2 separate regions of the Homo sapiens genome follow, and region 2 is linked to region 1. Evidence: chromatin loops called from intact Hi-C (ENCODE). Cell type or tissue: IMR-90. All regions are shown on one strand.

What was found. Hi-C counts contacts between places; a loop is a spot of excess contacts. Peaks named below come from ENCODE experiments on the same cell type or tissue, not always from the same donor. Only the 100,000 strongest peaks of a DNase experiment are listed, where the experiment ranks them.
Region 2: a loop joins it to region 1, with 2.5 times the contacts of the local background. A loop is called at or near these places in 7 of 110 quality-filtered maps.

What each region holds. Positions count from the first base shown.
Region 1 is chr6:116,507,400-116,515,399 of GRCh38, forward strand. All of the region lies in intron 3 of TRAPPC3L (trafficking protein particle complex subunit 3L), which reads right to left. CALHM5 (calcium homeostasis modulator family member 5) reads left to right here and starts at 4,240. Exons shown (of 2, transcript NM_153711.5): 1 at 4,240-4,837. The coding sequence starts at 4,298. RefSeq lists an enhancer at 3,951-4,532. In IMR-90, a CTCF peak has its summit at 4,115 (motif pointing right); DNase peaks (open chromatin) are centred at 142 and 4,162; H3K4me3 peaks cover 2,212 bases; H3K27ac peaks cover 983 bases.
Region 2 is chr6:116,384,121-116,392,120 of GRCh38, forward strand. The region is part of intron 1 of DSE (dermatan sulfate epimerase); the gene reads left to right. Among named protein-coding and RNA genes, the nearest start is that of DSE, 17 kb to the left of the region's middle. RefSeq lists silencers at 2,306-2,600, 2,492-2,561 and enhancers at 5,084-5,133, 5,164-5,263, 6,550-6,709. In IMR-90, no CTCF peak of the experiment used is centred here; DNase peaks (open chromatin) are centred at 1,511, 2,591, 2,991 and 3,451; H3K27ac peaks cover 770 bases.

The DNA.
Region 1 (8,000 bases):
GATAATTTGAAAATGTTAGATAGAAAATTCTAGAAGTATATAATTCATAAGTTTAAAATTGTGCTTCTGAGCAGTGTGATGAAACCTCTCACTGTCCGTACTCCATACTGCCCAGAACGTGAATCATCCCTTTGTTCAGTGTATTACACACTGTTTATGCTATGACCTGCCCATGGGTCACTTGTTAACTGCCTCAGTTGGCAGATTTAAAAAAAACATAATATATACGGGTTTGGTACTGTCTGCAGTTTGGGGGTCTTGGTTGCAGGTATCCCCTGTGGGTCTTGGTTGCAGGTATCCCCTGTGGGTAACAGGGGACTACACTACTATCAAAGACAAGTCTCTAAGGAACAAGTGGTAGTGGTGGGAGGCGCATAAATGAATTATAAAGTAACTTCGCAAAAACATCTGCTGTTTTACAGTGCTTGAAGAATTTTACAATGTGGAAATGGAAGAAATCTTGCAGACTGTGTCTTTTAAGGCCTTAGTTTCAAAAATAAGTAAACTGGTGTTCAGAGAAGTCAAATGACACTGCCAAGACCATGCTATAACTTAATTCCTTGGCTCCTAGTCCAAGGCAATTTCTTTTCACAAAATACACAGGCCTGGACTTTGAAGTTTATTAATGAAATTTTGTCAGCTTGATATGTTGCCATCTTTCAAGTGCAGAAATTAATTAATTTTTAAAATTAAGAGCTGTGTAGGAGAGAAATGGAAGCAATTTTCTTAAATTACTTATAATCAGAAGGACTAGGAGATTCCTTATTCATTCTTCATTTATTCAACAGAAATTTCTTGAGCACTGCCAGTCTGGCACAGTACCTGGCACACAGTGGGAGTTCAATAGCCATTTGCAAGACAAATTATAGAATGGGCATCTATTGACTGAATGTTTGCCAGGTAGACAAGACTAGGGGTCTGGAGGTAAGTGACAAAGACATTCTAGGTAGTGGGAACATGTCATGAGCATAAAATACCATGATGGGGTTCAGGGAATCTCTACATCTATCAACTTGTGAGCAGTTGTGAGCCCCAAAGGTGTGAACTGGCTAATGCAGAATTCAATTTCAGTTTTAGAAGGATCCTTTTCTTGTCAGCATAGAGAATGGATTTAGGGTTATGGATGGGAGTGAGCATGAGGTCAAGGGCTGAGATACTAATCAAAAGGTTACTATTATAGTAAGCCTAGGAAAGAAATGATGAGGACTCTTCTCATTTTGACTTTCCTTCAAAACTCAAACTCTCCCTAAACTTTCCCATGTAAAATGCACATATCCCAAATCCTAAAATTTGATCTCTAACACTAGCCAGTTTAGGAAGATAAAAAATGAAAGGGGGAAAGTTGAAGGCATTTCCCCTAAGAAGTGGAACAAGACAGGGATGCCTACTTTCACCACTTCTATTCAACACAGTGCTATTAATAGAAATCCCATCCATAGCAATCAGGCAAGAGAAAGAAATAAAGGGCATCCAAATTAGAAAAGAGGAAGTCAAACTATCTCCATTTGTCAGGATAATCATATATCTAGAAAAACCTAAAGACTCCTCCAAAAGACTACTAGATTTGATAAATGAATTTAGTAAAGTCTTAGTTTACAAAACTAATGTACCCAAATCAGTAGCCCTGCTATACACCAACAACAACCAAGCTGAGAGCCAAATCAAGAACTCAATCCCTTTTATAAGAGTTGTAAAAAAAAAAAAAAAAAAAAACCCACCGATGAATATACTTAATCGAAGAGGTGGAAGATCTCTATAAGGAGAACTATAAAATGCAGCTGAAAGAAGTCATAGATGACACAAACACAGGGAAATATATGCCATGCTCCTGGATTGGAAGAATCAATATTGTGAAAATAACCATACTTCCCAAAGCAATCTACAGATTCAGTGCAATTCCTATCAAAATACCAACATAATTTTTCACAGAATTAGAAAAAACAATCCTAAAATTTATATGGAACCAAAAAAAGAGCCCCAACAGCCAAAGCAATACTAAGTAAAAAGAATAAATCTGGAGGCATCACATTACCTGACTTCAAATTATACTACAAAGGTATAGTTATCAAAACAGCATAGCACTGGTACAAAAGTAGATACATAGACCAATGGAACAGAATAGAGAACTCAGAACCAATTGATCTTTGACAAAGCATACAAAAACATAAACTGGGGAAAGGACACTGTATCCATTAAAAGGTGCTTGGAAAACAGGATAGCAACATGTACAGGAATGAAACTGGATCCCTGTCACTCACCATATACAAAAATAAACTCAAGATGGATCAAACGCTTATATCTAAGATGTGAAACCATAAAATTTCTAGAAGAAAACGTAATAAAAACTCTTCTGGACATTGGCCTAGGCAAGGAATTTATGACTAAGACCCAAAAAGCAAATGCAACAAAACCAAAAATAAATAAATGGGACCTAATTAAACTAAAAAGCTTCTGCACAGCAAAAGAAATAAACATCAGAGTAAACAGGCAACCCACAAAATGGGAGAAGATATTTGTAAACTATGCATCTGACAAAGGACTAATATCCAGTATCTATAAGGAACTCAAACAAATCAGCAAGAAGAAAACAAATAATCCCATCAAAAAGTGAGCAAATGACATCAATAGACATTTCTCAAAAGAAGATATACAAATGGACAACAAACATATGAAAAAATGCTCAACATACTAATCATTAGGGAAATGTAAACTAAAACCACAATGAGATACCACCTTATTCCAGTAATAATGGCTATTACTAAAAAGGCAATAACAATAGATATTGGTATGAATTTTGTGAAAACAGAATGCTTGTAGAATGCTGGTAGGAATGTAAATTAGTACAACCTCTATAAAAAACAGTATGGAGATTTCTTTCTTTCCTTCTATGTATTTATTTATGAGACAGGGTCTTGCTCTGTCACCCAGACTGGAATGCAGTGGCATGATTTGGCTCACCACAACCTCAGCCTCCTGGGCTCAAGCGATCCTCCCATCTCTGCCTCCTGAGTAGCTGGGACTACAGGTGCATGCCACCGAGCCTGGCTAATTTTTTTTTGGTATTTTTTTGTAGAGAGGGAGATTCACCATGTTGCCTAGGCTGGTCTCGTACTCCTTGGCTCAAGCAATCCACCTGCCTCGACCTCCCAAAATGCTAGGATTACAGACATGAACCACGGCACCTTTCTTTCATTCTTAAAGAAAGAACTTTAAGTACTAAAAGTAGATCTACTATTCAGTCCAGCAATCCCACTACTGGGTATCTATCCAAAGAAAAAGAAGTCATTATATATTAAAAAAAAACACCTGCACATGTATATTTATTGCAACACAATTCACAATTGCAAAGATATGAAACCAATCTAAGTACCCATCAACTGATGAATAGATAAAGAAACTGTGGTGTATATATACCATGGAATACTACTCAGTCATAAAAAAGAATGAAATAATGTCTTTTGCAGCAACTTGATGGAGCTAGAGGCGTTATTCCAAGCGAAGTAACTCGGAAATAGAAAACCAAAAACTGTAGTTCTCACTTATAAGTGGAAATTAAGCTATGGGTACGTAAAGGCATATGGAGTGGTATAATGGACTTTGGAGACTCAGAAAGAGGGAGAGTGGGAAGGGGGTGAGGGATAAAAAAATACATATTGGGTACACATACATATCCGGTGATGGGTGCACTAAAATCTCATATATATATGTATATATATATATATGTATATTTATATGTATATTTCATCCATGTAACCAAAACCCACTTGTGCTCCAAAAGCTATTGATATATATATATATATATAATTTTCATATGTTTTTATATATATGAAAAAAGACAGCAAATCCCTGTCTTCCAAATCTCAAGTCATAGGAAGAGAAAAACATTCATAAAATTCTAGGTTTGGAGATTTGATTTGTCGGCTGAAACCTCTTTCTGTTAATGTTGATTCCTTACACTGGAAAATTCCTAGACTATTATTTGTATGAGTGAGAATTTCTTTTCTGATTTTCAATCCAAACCACATGGAAAGAAGGTTAAAATGGAGCCCGTGCACTTTGAATTTATTCTCAGCATTTAGGCTGCAGTATCACAGCCCAATTTCCACCAGTAGGAGGCATTATCTAAACATGTTGAGAAATATTCATTCCTAAGGAATGACATTGTTTCCTTATCTGGCTCAATTCAGTCTGAGAAGGACTGTTGTTTCTGATGAAGAAAGAGCTCCACCCTCGGCCACTGCCACAGCTGCTCTGCCAATAACAAAGGCACAGCATTTTCCCTCTGTGCATCTCCAACATGGATGCTTTTCAGGGCATTTTAAAATTCTTCCTTAATCAGAAAACTGTTATTGGCTACAGCTTCATGGCTCTGCTGACCGTGGGAAGTGAGCGTCTCTTTTCTGTTGTGGCTTTTAAGTGCCCCTGCAGCACTGAGAATATGACCTATGGGCTGGTTTTCCTCTTTGCTCCTGCCTGGGTGTTACTGATCCTGGGATTCTTTCTGAACAATAGGTCGTGGAGACTCTTCACAGGCTGCTGTGTGAATCCCAGGAAAATCTTTCCCAGAGGCCACAGCTGCCGTTTCTTCTACGTCCTCGGCCAGATCACTCTGAGCTCATTGGTGGCTCCAGTGATGTGGCTTTCTGTGGCTCTGCTCAATGGAACTTTCTATGAATGTGCCATGAGCGGGACGAGAAGTTCAGGACTCCTGGAACTGATTTGCAAGGGTAAGCCCAAAGAGTGCTGGGAAGAACTTCACAAAGTATCTTGTGGCAAAACTAGCATGCTACCTACCGTCAATGAAGAACTGAAACTCTCCCTTCAGGCCCAGTCTCAGGTAAGAAAAGACAAACTCGCCTTTTTCTCTCAGCATGAGCTCGAAGTATTCTCTCTGTGCTCCTTTCAGCCAGGGCTGTCTGTGTCCTGTCAGAATATTTTGAAACTAAATGGAAACTGAAACATGATGCAGCATTGAGACTATCTCAGGAAAAGCTTTTGAAAGGCTGGGTGGCTCAATAAAGTTGCTGACTGGATTATCTCTTTTCCGGTTCTGAAAAGAAAATATCCACTGGATTGTCCACATATAAATACTTAAGTACTTTAAAACAGTCTCTCTGGGTCTGTAAATAAATAATGCCTAACACTAAATCATAAATTGAGTGTTAATGGCAGAGCTGTAATTAGAAATTACTGCCTTCTATCAATTATTTACATTCAAGTTGTTTTCTCAAACACACACATGTATTATTCATCTATTAAAATGTAGCTGAATGAAATGAGTTATTACTTTTCAAAGTTGCATGTAATATAATTAGTGTGGAGATTCTCTTGAATGATTTCTGGCAACTGCTATCTCTGTGTATAAATATTGTCAAGATTGAGAAGAATTTTCCTTGTATGGTAGGAATCAGCAGTTTTTAAATAGCCTTCTGTGAAAAAGTGACTGTACTCTCTAGGGAGATTATGTTTTATACTCTTTGTGCTGTACAGCTAAAGGGGTTCTTAATTACTTCAGAAGCTCAAGATTTGGGCATTGTTTTATTTAACAGAAGGAAATCATATCTTTACCTAATTGATGCAGGGAAGTAGCCTGTCATTCCTCCAGGCACATGAACACAAATCCAGATGTACAGCCTTAGGAAGGACTAACTTCCCATTTATAGGTAGTAAGAATTGCATTCCCAAAAGCAAAACAAGTGGTAAGAGTTGATAAGCAGATCCACAAATTGTCAGGAATGCTATCTGTTTCAGAATAAAGGCACAGAAATAGCATTATTTTACTTTTTCGACAAGGATTTGCCTTGGTAACAACAAATCAAGGCAAAATCTGTTTTTAAAATCATACACTCCAAAGCTGGTTGGCAGTAAAGTCATACTCTTCATAAATTGATAAGTCAAAAAATACTCCAAAACAAAATCTTTTCTTTAATGCATAAAGCACATCTTAGATAAAACATATCAGGCTCCCAAATGTCTTGTGTCTTTTATTGAAGAAGGGTATAACTTACAACTCTTATGACAGAATGATTGATTTATGGTGTATGTCCTCAGTCACCAGGCTCCATTCAGTCAGTGGCAGGCCCAAACACTTATCATTGTGTGAGCTTCTCCTCTCTAAACACAGGTACAAGGAAATCTTGCACATCATGTCATAGCTTAGGCTGAGCACACTGACCTGCTGATTCTTCATCAGAATGAGAAGGACCTGGGGCTGATTCCTGTGGGAAGATGCATAAGGAATGTGGGCAAGAGAACTTGTATCAATAGCAGGTGCTGACTACAGAGGTTCAGATAGGCAGGAGGCAGCATATAGTCCAGACCAACAATAGGTGTACATGTGCCTGGAGGCGGAAAAGAACATTCATCCATGGGTGGGGCAGATAAAAAATCTAGCTGGATGACTCTCTATTCTTAAGGAAGATAGAATGGAGTAGTGGAAAGAGCTCAGTCTTGGAATTGTCTGGCGTTGGGTTTGTATGCTGATGCTACCAATCACCAGCTATGTGACCTAGAACTAGTGGTTCGACCTCTTTGAGTCCCAGTTTTCTCATAGTTAGTGGTAATATCACTTACTTTGGAGAGTTGTCGGAAGATTTAGAGATGATAGATACAAATGGGCATAAAGCTTCTGGTACACAGTATTTGTTCCAAGTCAATGAGGAAAACTGCCATGGTTTGGGGGAGGACATATGCAAAATAAGACACTTTTGAGGGCTGGTATGGAAGCATCCACCAAGCTCTAGTTTGACTCTGGGTACTGTGAATTGAGGGAAAGCATCGGTCAATGCAAACGTCATGTGAAAGGGGGAAGGGGACCTGAAGCTGATGGAATAGTTTATAATTCAGCTGGAACTGGCTCAGGTACTGAGATGAGATGGCGTACAGAAGCCTCAGCTGTGGAAAAAGAGGAAGACAGACGATGAAGGAAGGAGGAACATATAAGGTAGCCAACCACAATCCATTCAGGGACTTTCACTTGATGGTAGTTGTGCCTCACTCATTAATTATAAGTACAGAAAGATATTATGAGTTCAGTAACACATTTACATAAGTGTATATATATTTGAAGAATAGCAGCATATAATATTAGCTAAAACTTAATGAATACATGTGTCCAGTATCATTTCATTAGGTCCATCAAATTACCCTTCAAGGTGAGTAACCCTCGTTTCACAAGTGAAGAAACTGAGATAAAAAGAATACGCATAGTAAGGGGAAAGTTTAGATTTAAACCTGAGTAGTGCCAGTCCAGAGTTGGCATTGGTGCAGAGGTTGAGACCCTTCACAAACACTCTATATCTGAGTCAAAGGTTGGGAACCACTGATTTAAAGCTTATTTGTGGTTTTGTTATGGTCTGAATGGGTTCATTTGTAGATTATTATTTCTATTTTCAAATAGGCTCATCTGCTAAAGAATATTAAGGATCATTTAAACTAAATGTCAAGAGACACTTTGAAAAAGATGTTAGTTTTCCAAACATAAAATTAATTTCAATTGTGAAAACAGAGTTAGAGCCAAAAAAGTTAGAAGATAATTTAAGCTATTTAAACTTCTGCTTTTAAGATCCAGGGGAGAAAAGCTGAACCATTTCATATTCAGGAAAGAGTTTGTTTTTTCTAATTACCAAAAATCAAGACAAATCATTTTCAAGGTTTTAATGATCCTAATTTTTTCTCAGCCTTTAAATTCTTATAGCTTCAGCTTCCTGATTGTATCGTCTGTCTCCCTTTTCCATGGACAGTAAGTAATGACAGAAAAAAATTAGTCTCTAGCCATGTATATACATTTATCAATGCCTAAAAATGCCTGGCTGAAGAGCTGGTCATTTACTCAAATGACCACATTTACTTATGCACAGAATATTTTCCTATCAGAGCTAATACTATTTGAGCTTGATTTCTGTAAGTCTTATGTAATCTATACTTTGTACTCTTTTCTATCTGCCTGCCTTCTGGTTATTTCTTTGCACCAGCAATGTTGGGGAGGAGAATAGAGATTA
Region 2 (8,000 bases), 120 kb before region 1:
GACATGGGGACATGAGGGAATCACTTTAAATTTCAAAACAGAGCAACCTAAATAAAAGTCAGCACAGAAACAGTCATTCAGCAGAAAGGAAGGCTTGGCTGGTCTGGACATGGATAGACTAGGGAGAGTGTGAGGTGCCTAATCCCATGCAAGATGGGCCGAAAATTTTGAGATGGCATTTAGAAAAAGACCCATAGAGGACTCATGAAATCTATCCTTGGAATGTCAGGAAATAATGAGAGACATTCAGGCAGTGGTCTGCGATTAGAGGCATGTTAGTTAGGCATGCTAATAATGGGATGGCGAAAGTTGGGGGTAAAGCAAGTCACCTAGACCTAGCAGCCTGAGGTGGACTTAGTGGGAGCTTTGTGCCTTGGGGGAGGCTGGGAAGGCACTGGCCGTGATCACGGCTCTCAGTAAACTCTGTGATAATCACTCAGAGTAACCTTTAGAGTTCAAACATTGTAGTACATTTTATCTCCATATGATTTGTCTTCCTACACAAATTTTTATTGTTTCTTTTAATGTAATTATATTTATGTAGCTGTATAACTATATGTTTAGTTATCTCTGAGGATTTAAAAGTTTACCTCTTGACGCAGTTAAATTTATCCAACTAATATATATTTTTTAAGTGTTTACTAAGTGCTAGGTACACTTTTATGTGCTGGAGATATAGCAGAAAGCAAAGTGCCCTCCTGAAGCTTACATTCTAGATGGGAGAGCCAAGCACACAAAATAAATAAGTAAATTATATAGTAGATTAGAAGGTCATAAGTGCCATGAAGAGAAATAAAACCCAGGAGGGAATTAGAGAATGGTAATGGTTGGACTTGGTAATGATGTCATTTAAATAAGGTAGTCATTGCAGACCTCACTGAGAGAGTGACATTTGAGCAAAAATTTAAAGGGGATGAGGGAGCAAGCCACATGGATATCCTAGGGTAGGCATTTGGGGCAGAGGGAACAAATGTGCAGGCGCTGAGGAGGGAGCTCACCTCATGTATACAGGAATAATAGAGGCCAACATGGCTGGAGCAGAGAGAGACTGGACAGTCGGACATGAAGGCAGAGAGGCAGTATGGCCAGGCTGCTTAGCCCCTTGAGAGCAATGCTTAGGAGTTTGATGCTTATCTGAATGAGGTGGGAAGCCATTAGAGTGTTTTAAATAGAGTGGTGACATACTCTGAATTAGGATTGAACAGGATCACTCTGGCTTCTATGTGGAGAATGATCTTAGGGAGGTAAGAGTGAAGGCAGGTAGACAAATTTGGAGGCTGTCGCAGGCAAGACATGGTATGGCTGTATGGTGGTGGTAAAAGTGGCTGGATTCTGGACGGATTTGGAGTAGAGCCAACAGAATATGCTGATAGTTTGGATATGGAGAGTGAAATAGGGAAGGGAGAAAAGGAGGGGGTGGGGTTGAGTCCAATTACTGGCAGGATTAGTTGCCAGTAACTGAGTTGGGGAAGTCTAAGAAGGCAGTGCCTACGTCTTTGGGTTAACTACATCTATGTATCATTGTTTTACAAACCAAGTCTGTGGTATTCTGAGTTGATTATGATTCACAGGAGGACATTTGAAAAGTATGCTGGGATTTTAATGCCAAAGAACTCAAAGGTTTTCATCTGTGTGATAAAAGTGAGAATCAAAATAAGTACATATAAAAATGTTTGGAAATGTTAAAGACAGCAAAAAAAAAAAAAAAGTAAATTTTATCACTGATGAGTACTTGAAGTCTGGAAAAATGAGGAATGCTTGTATATAAGTAAAGAATGTAAAAGAACTTCATGTGTAGTAATAAAAGCACCACTCCATATATACTCATCCAATATATACAATTTTTATTTCAATCAGATGTACTGCAGTTACAGGTTTAATGCCCATAAATTACTTTCCAATGAACTTCCTTTTAGCCCTTTGCTTACCATCTGTATGTTTCATTTTTGGAATATTCCCAAAGCCTTTTAAAAAATGTGTCAGTCCAGTGTATTCTGCTTTGTCCTTTGCTTCAACAGCAACATTCTTAGTCATTTTTCTGGGTGTAAGTCAGAGAAAAATAGCAAAAGTTGACTAAAGAGAAAGATGTGGTGAAAGTATCACATTTTCTTTTATAATGGGACAAAGTATTATGGCAAGCTACTCATAATTCTAACAGGAACTTAGATGATTTAACTAAAAAGAAGATAAAGGGCATATGGATGGGGAAGCAGTCCCCAAGACCACCATCAGCCTTGGCAATTCACTAGAAGGACTTACAACATTTGTTATCATCTGGTTATGCTTTATTTAACACAGCCAAAGGATACAGATTAAACTTAGCAAAGGGCAAAGGCACATGGGGCAAAGCCCAGGAGAAAACAGGCATAAGCTTCTAGGTGTCCACTCCTACTGAAGTTGTACTCAAAACAACAATGTGTGCCAATACATGCAAAGCGTTGCTAGCCAGGGAAGCTCACCTGAGCCTTGGTGTCCTGGGCTTTTATTGTAGTTAGATGTGACTGACTTCAGCTACTCAGACTCCAGCCTCTCCAGAGCAAAGATAGGAGTTTATCATGAGTCATCTAGTTAACTAAAGTGTTACTGCCATGTAACCCAAGGCCTCGAGTGTATAAAAACCTCTTTATCAGGCAGAATATTCCAAGGGCTCGTCTCTCATGAGCTGGTAAAGGGCCAGTCCTGAAGACTTCTCTTGGGAATGTGTATGGTTTGAGCAATTCAGGTCTGCTAATATAACCCTTTCCCATTTAACATAGTAGATCCTTGAACATTGTATTAGTGCTTCTTAGAGGCATTATTACTATTAGAGAGTAAACTTATAGTATCTTATCCTAGAAGATATGATATAAGGACATACCAAAAATACACATAATGTCAAGAACGGTTTAGCTAAATTCATAAATGAGTGAACCAGATTAGATTGCATAAGTGAGGTTAGTAGTACTTTTTTTGTGGGGCGCTTCCCCTGAAAATCTGTAATCAGTGTCATGACTCACCCATAGGAGTTTGCAGACAAAGGGCTAGAGGAACAGAGAAACTAACCCACAAGTATATGTGATATTTATTGGGTTCAGGAAAAAGGTCAAAAGGAGGAAAGTTACCCTGGAGGTTGATGTTGAATTCTGGAATAGTCTCAGGAATCTGTTGAAAAACTGCAGAGTAATGAAACAGTACTTAGGAAAAAAAAGCATGACTTTGGTGAGAAAATTGGAATGAAAGAAAAAGGATAGGGAAGAAATGAAGATGATTTCCAAATAATTGGTTTGAGAAAATGTAGTGAAGAAGTTAAGAAAGTTCTGATTGGAAGAATTTAGTTTTAGGTGTATAAATGAGCACCTTAGACGGCAGGTTATGAGGAAGGAGGTGGGAGTGAGCAAATGACCACGTGCAGCCATGCAGCCATATTCTTGTGGGAAGTCCCAGGATTGAGACACTGCAGGCAGCTTGCAGGGAGAAAGGAAGTGAGGCATAATGGCTAAAATCTTGACTGTGACTCAGACACACCTGAAGTCAAAAATAAACCTGACCACTCACTGAATAATGCTGGGTAGGTTATTTCACCATTCTAAATCTCACTTTCCTCATCTATTTCCAACAAAATTACCCATAAAATAATTTTGGGGATTAAATATGATAATGAAATACACGTTCTTTGCACAGTAAAAGCAGTAAAAATTTTCTGGGAAAAAAGCATAAGAAGGATTTTCCACAGAGGTATTAAGAGAAGCAGGAGAATACGGTATCCCAGAAACTAATTTCCCAAAGTGTCAGGGAAGAGGAAGAGTGTGGTGTATTATCCTAGGTGGGGAGATTCTGGAGAGTGAGTACTAGGAAAGGGATACTGGGTTTTTCTAATGGGAATTTGAAAAAGGGCTTGGCCTGAGCAGCTTTAATTAGTATATTAGGGTTCTCCAGAGAAACAGAACCAGTAGATCCATGTCTACACCTACATCTGTTTATCTATCTATATCTAGAATTGGCTAGATTATGGGAATTGGCCATTATGGGAATGGGCTTTTGTAATTTGGAGGCTGAGAGGTCCCACAATCTGCCATTTGCACTCTGGAGACCCAGGAAAACAGGTGGAATAGGTCCAGCCTGAATATAAAGGCCTGAGAACTAGGACCACTGTTGGTGTAAATCCCAGGCAAAGGACAGGAGAAGACCAATGTTCCAGCCCAAGCAGTTAGGCCGAGAGAAAATCTTCCCTCTCTTTTTGTTCTGTTTGGGCCCACCCACATTGGGAGGACAGTCTGCTTTACTCAGTTTAGTCTCTTCTGGAAACACCCTCATAGACACATCCAGAAATGATGTTTGACCAAATACTTGTGTACCCTGTGATTCTGTCAAGTTGACACAAAACTATCACAACTGGTAAGAAAAGAAGTCACATATGTAAACATCAAAGGGGGAGAATTGGTGATACAGAATTAAAGATATTTAATTTACAGATTCAAGGAGTTACATTGCCAGTTGAAAGATAATATACATTGGCATTTGTGGAAAGTGGAAAATGTATTTTGATTAAACATCAAAATTTTAAAAAATTATATTTAAGTTTATAAGTAATTTTTTTCATCTGTTGCATTTCATCAGGACTTATATTTCTGCATTTAGGATTTTTTGTGACTGTGTAAGCATGTTTTTATTAGTATGGTGAATCAGTTAGCTTTATCTGTATATAGACTTTGGTTGATGAAGAAGTAGATTGGTAATTGCTTTTTTCCTCAGATCTGTTTGGTTACTTGGAATATTTAGCTGAAAGTTATAAATGTGCAGTTGAGCAGGAAGAAGAAGAAAACTTTTGGCATCAAATATTCTATATTTCTCAAAATATTTGATATTTTTAGTCTCCTGAAGAGACTGCAAGGTTGAGAATAAACAATGCATTGTACATATTTTAAAAATAGCATTCTCTGAGTGATAGTTTTGTGAGCGTTTCCTCCTGGGGTCATGGTGCACTTCCCCTCAGTTGGACTGACCTCGATGTTCTCATTGAGAAGATGATGATGGCTGCTAGTATTTATTGAGCACTTTCTAAATCCTAGGCACCATTTTAATGCTTTAAGTATATCAGCTAATTTAAGCTTCACAGAAACCCTATGAGGGAGGTACTATTATTTGATCCATTTTACAGAGGAGGAAACAGGAACGTAGGTAAGGATGTGATGATGCTAGGATTCAAACCCAGGAAGTGTGGCTCCAGCTTGCACCCTCAAACACTGATAGTGTTTTGAGGTGAATGATAACTAGCTTTTTTTTTTTTAAACACTTACTATGAAGTGAGGGCTTTAAAGGTGCTACCTCATTTAATCTCCCAACCAGTCAGTGAGACAAATAGCATTTTATTTTAAATGAAGAAATAGGTTTAGATAGCTTGTCCAAAGTCATACAGTGACAAACAACTGTGACCCCATGCCAGCCCTCTTAACCATCTCACCAGTCTGCCTTCAGGAATGTATTGCAGGAAGAAAAATTTTACTTTGGTTTTCAGGAGCATTTTGTGGTTTAGTTTAACTGTTATTTGAAACTGTATAGGGTTGAGATTTAGCTGTTGGCTTCATTATTTTTATTCATCCTCTTTTCTATACTTTATTTTTTAGTCAGTAATGCTACAAAAGTGTTTTCATGGTTAAAGCTATTGCTGAGAGAGCCATAGCTTGTCCTTCAGACCATTACAGAAAATCTTTTACTCTTTAGAGAAAGTTTTTAAAAATATATTGCAAATTTTCTTTAGTGGCCAAGTTCAATAGGTTAAATAAATTGTTTTGGACTAAGGGAGACTGACTATTCATCTTTATTTTCAGGCAGAGTAATACAGTACTACAGTTTTTTAAAAAAAAAAACCTCAGAGACATCATTTTCTTATATTTTTGTTTATAGTTATTTAGGGAAGGTATAGATTTTCTTGCCCACTTTGTATTTTCAATGCCTAACATAGTTCCAGGATTTTATTTTATTTTATTATTTTTTTTTTGAGACTGTCACCCAGACTGGAGTGCAGTGGGGTGATCTTGGCTCACTGCAACTTCTGCCACCCAGCTTCAAGCGATCCTCCCACCTCAGCCTCCCAAGTAGCTGGGACCCCAGGTACATGCCACAACACCCAAATAATTTTTGTATTTTTTTGTAGAGACAGGGTTTCACCATGTTGCCCAGGCTGGTCTCCAACTCCTGGGCTCAAGTGCTGCAACTGCCTCAGCCTCCCAACTGCTGGGATAACAGGCATGAGCCACTGTGCCTGGCCCATAATTCCTGGATTTAATACTTTTTCAATACATAGTAGAATTTATTGGTATTTATAAGAAATTCTTATCCCCAACTTGGGTAAGGAATTGATATTCCAGTACTGGATCACAATGCACTGCAAAGCATAACAGGCAAAAATTACTACTTTTTAAGTGATTCAGCATAAAAAATACACTTAATTATGCTCAATATTAACTTCTGAAAATAATATTAAAATAAAAAATTCTGAAAATAATTTAGAATAGTGTATTCTAAAACCATCATTAAGAAAATCAACTAAAATTGTAATAAAGAAATACTAATCAGAAGATCTTCAATTGTTAGACTGCTAGATAAGCTAGAATTTATTTATAGCTTATCTTAGAAAGTGTAACCGTTTCATTTTCTCTTTTGGCCTTCTGTAAGCAAAATTAGATGCCCCAGTACTCTCATAAGTGACGTTTGTACACTCGTATCTCTACCCTCGTTTCCCTTTGCCTCCATGAAAATAATACAGATTTTACTTTTTTTCTACATATGAAATGATAACCAATCTCTGAAAAGCTGGATACTAATGGTTTGTAGTTTAGTAGTAACATGCACCAGGCTAACCTCTACCACTAAATTATGAATTTAGTTAGATAGCCACTACATTTCTCACTCAGGTGGTCTCTGGTGGATGGGGGAGGAACCCTTCAGACTTGACATCAGAAAATGTTTGTGAGCACTTTAAACATATTTTACATGAATTATTCTAATATAAGGAAGTTATACAATTATCATCACTGGTATAACAAAGAAAGTGGGCTTCACATTATATAATGAAAAAGTGTGCTGTCTTCATGAAAACCTTTCAGGGGACAATGATAGAAATGTTCTTTGACTGTACAGAGCTGCAGTTAATAAAAGCCTGACCTAAAGTTTTTTTTTAATGTTGTATTTTAAGGTGGTGAACACCGTTATTATACATGGTGTGGTTTTGCTGTGTGGCCTCAGGTTTCTAATTACTCCTTCAGCAGCGTGTGCAAATTCTTGGAGGTTCCATATACTATCATTTCATATTGTGGATTTTTGTTTGGAAATTACCTTTTAGGGAGCAAAAGTATTCTTGATTTTGATTAAGAGCTCTCGGTTTTGGCCAGGCACTGTGGCTCACGCCTGTAATCCCAGCACTTAGGGAGGCTGAGGCGGGCGGATCACGAGGTCAGGAGATCGAGACCATCCTGGCTAACATGGTGAAACCCCGTCTCTACTAAAAATACAAAAAATTAGCTGGGCGTGGTGGCGGGTGCCTGTAGTCCCACTGCTTGGGAGGCTGAGGCAGGAGAATGGCATGAACCTAGGAGGTGGAGCTTGCAGTGAGCCAAGATTGCTCCACTGCACTCCAGCCTGGGCAACAGAGCGAGACTCCGTCTTAAAAAAAAAAAAAAAAAAAAGGAGCTCTCAGTTTTAAGATTTTCCTTTTTGTCTGAGTCCACGGGCTTTACACATCAGGGAGTATAATTTTAGGGAACGATTCTGCAGTACCAAAGCCATAGGTTTTCTTAGGATTTGACATATTTAAGAATAAGGTTAGATTTATTTCACTACAAAAATTTACCAAGGACATGTAAGGTTTTACTTTGGTATTGAGGAAACATTCTTCAAAAAATTATTTTAATTATGCATTTAATAAAACTGAAATAGAAAAGTGAGGAGACCTTTTAAAATATATGCATTTTATTACTATAGTTAAAATATGTAGCAACAGTGAAATAGTATGTGAGACCACA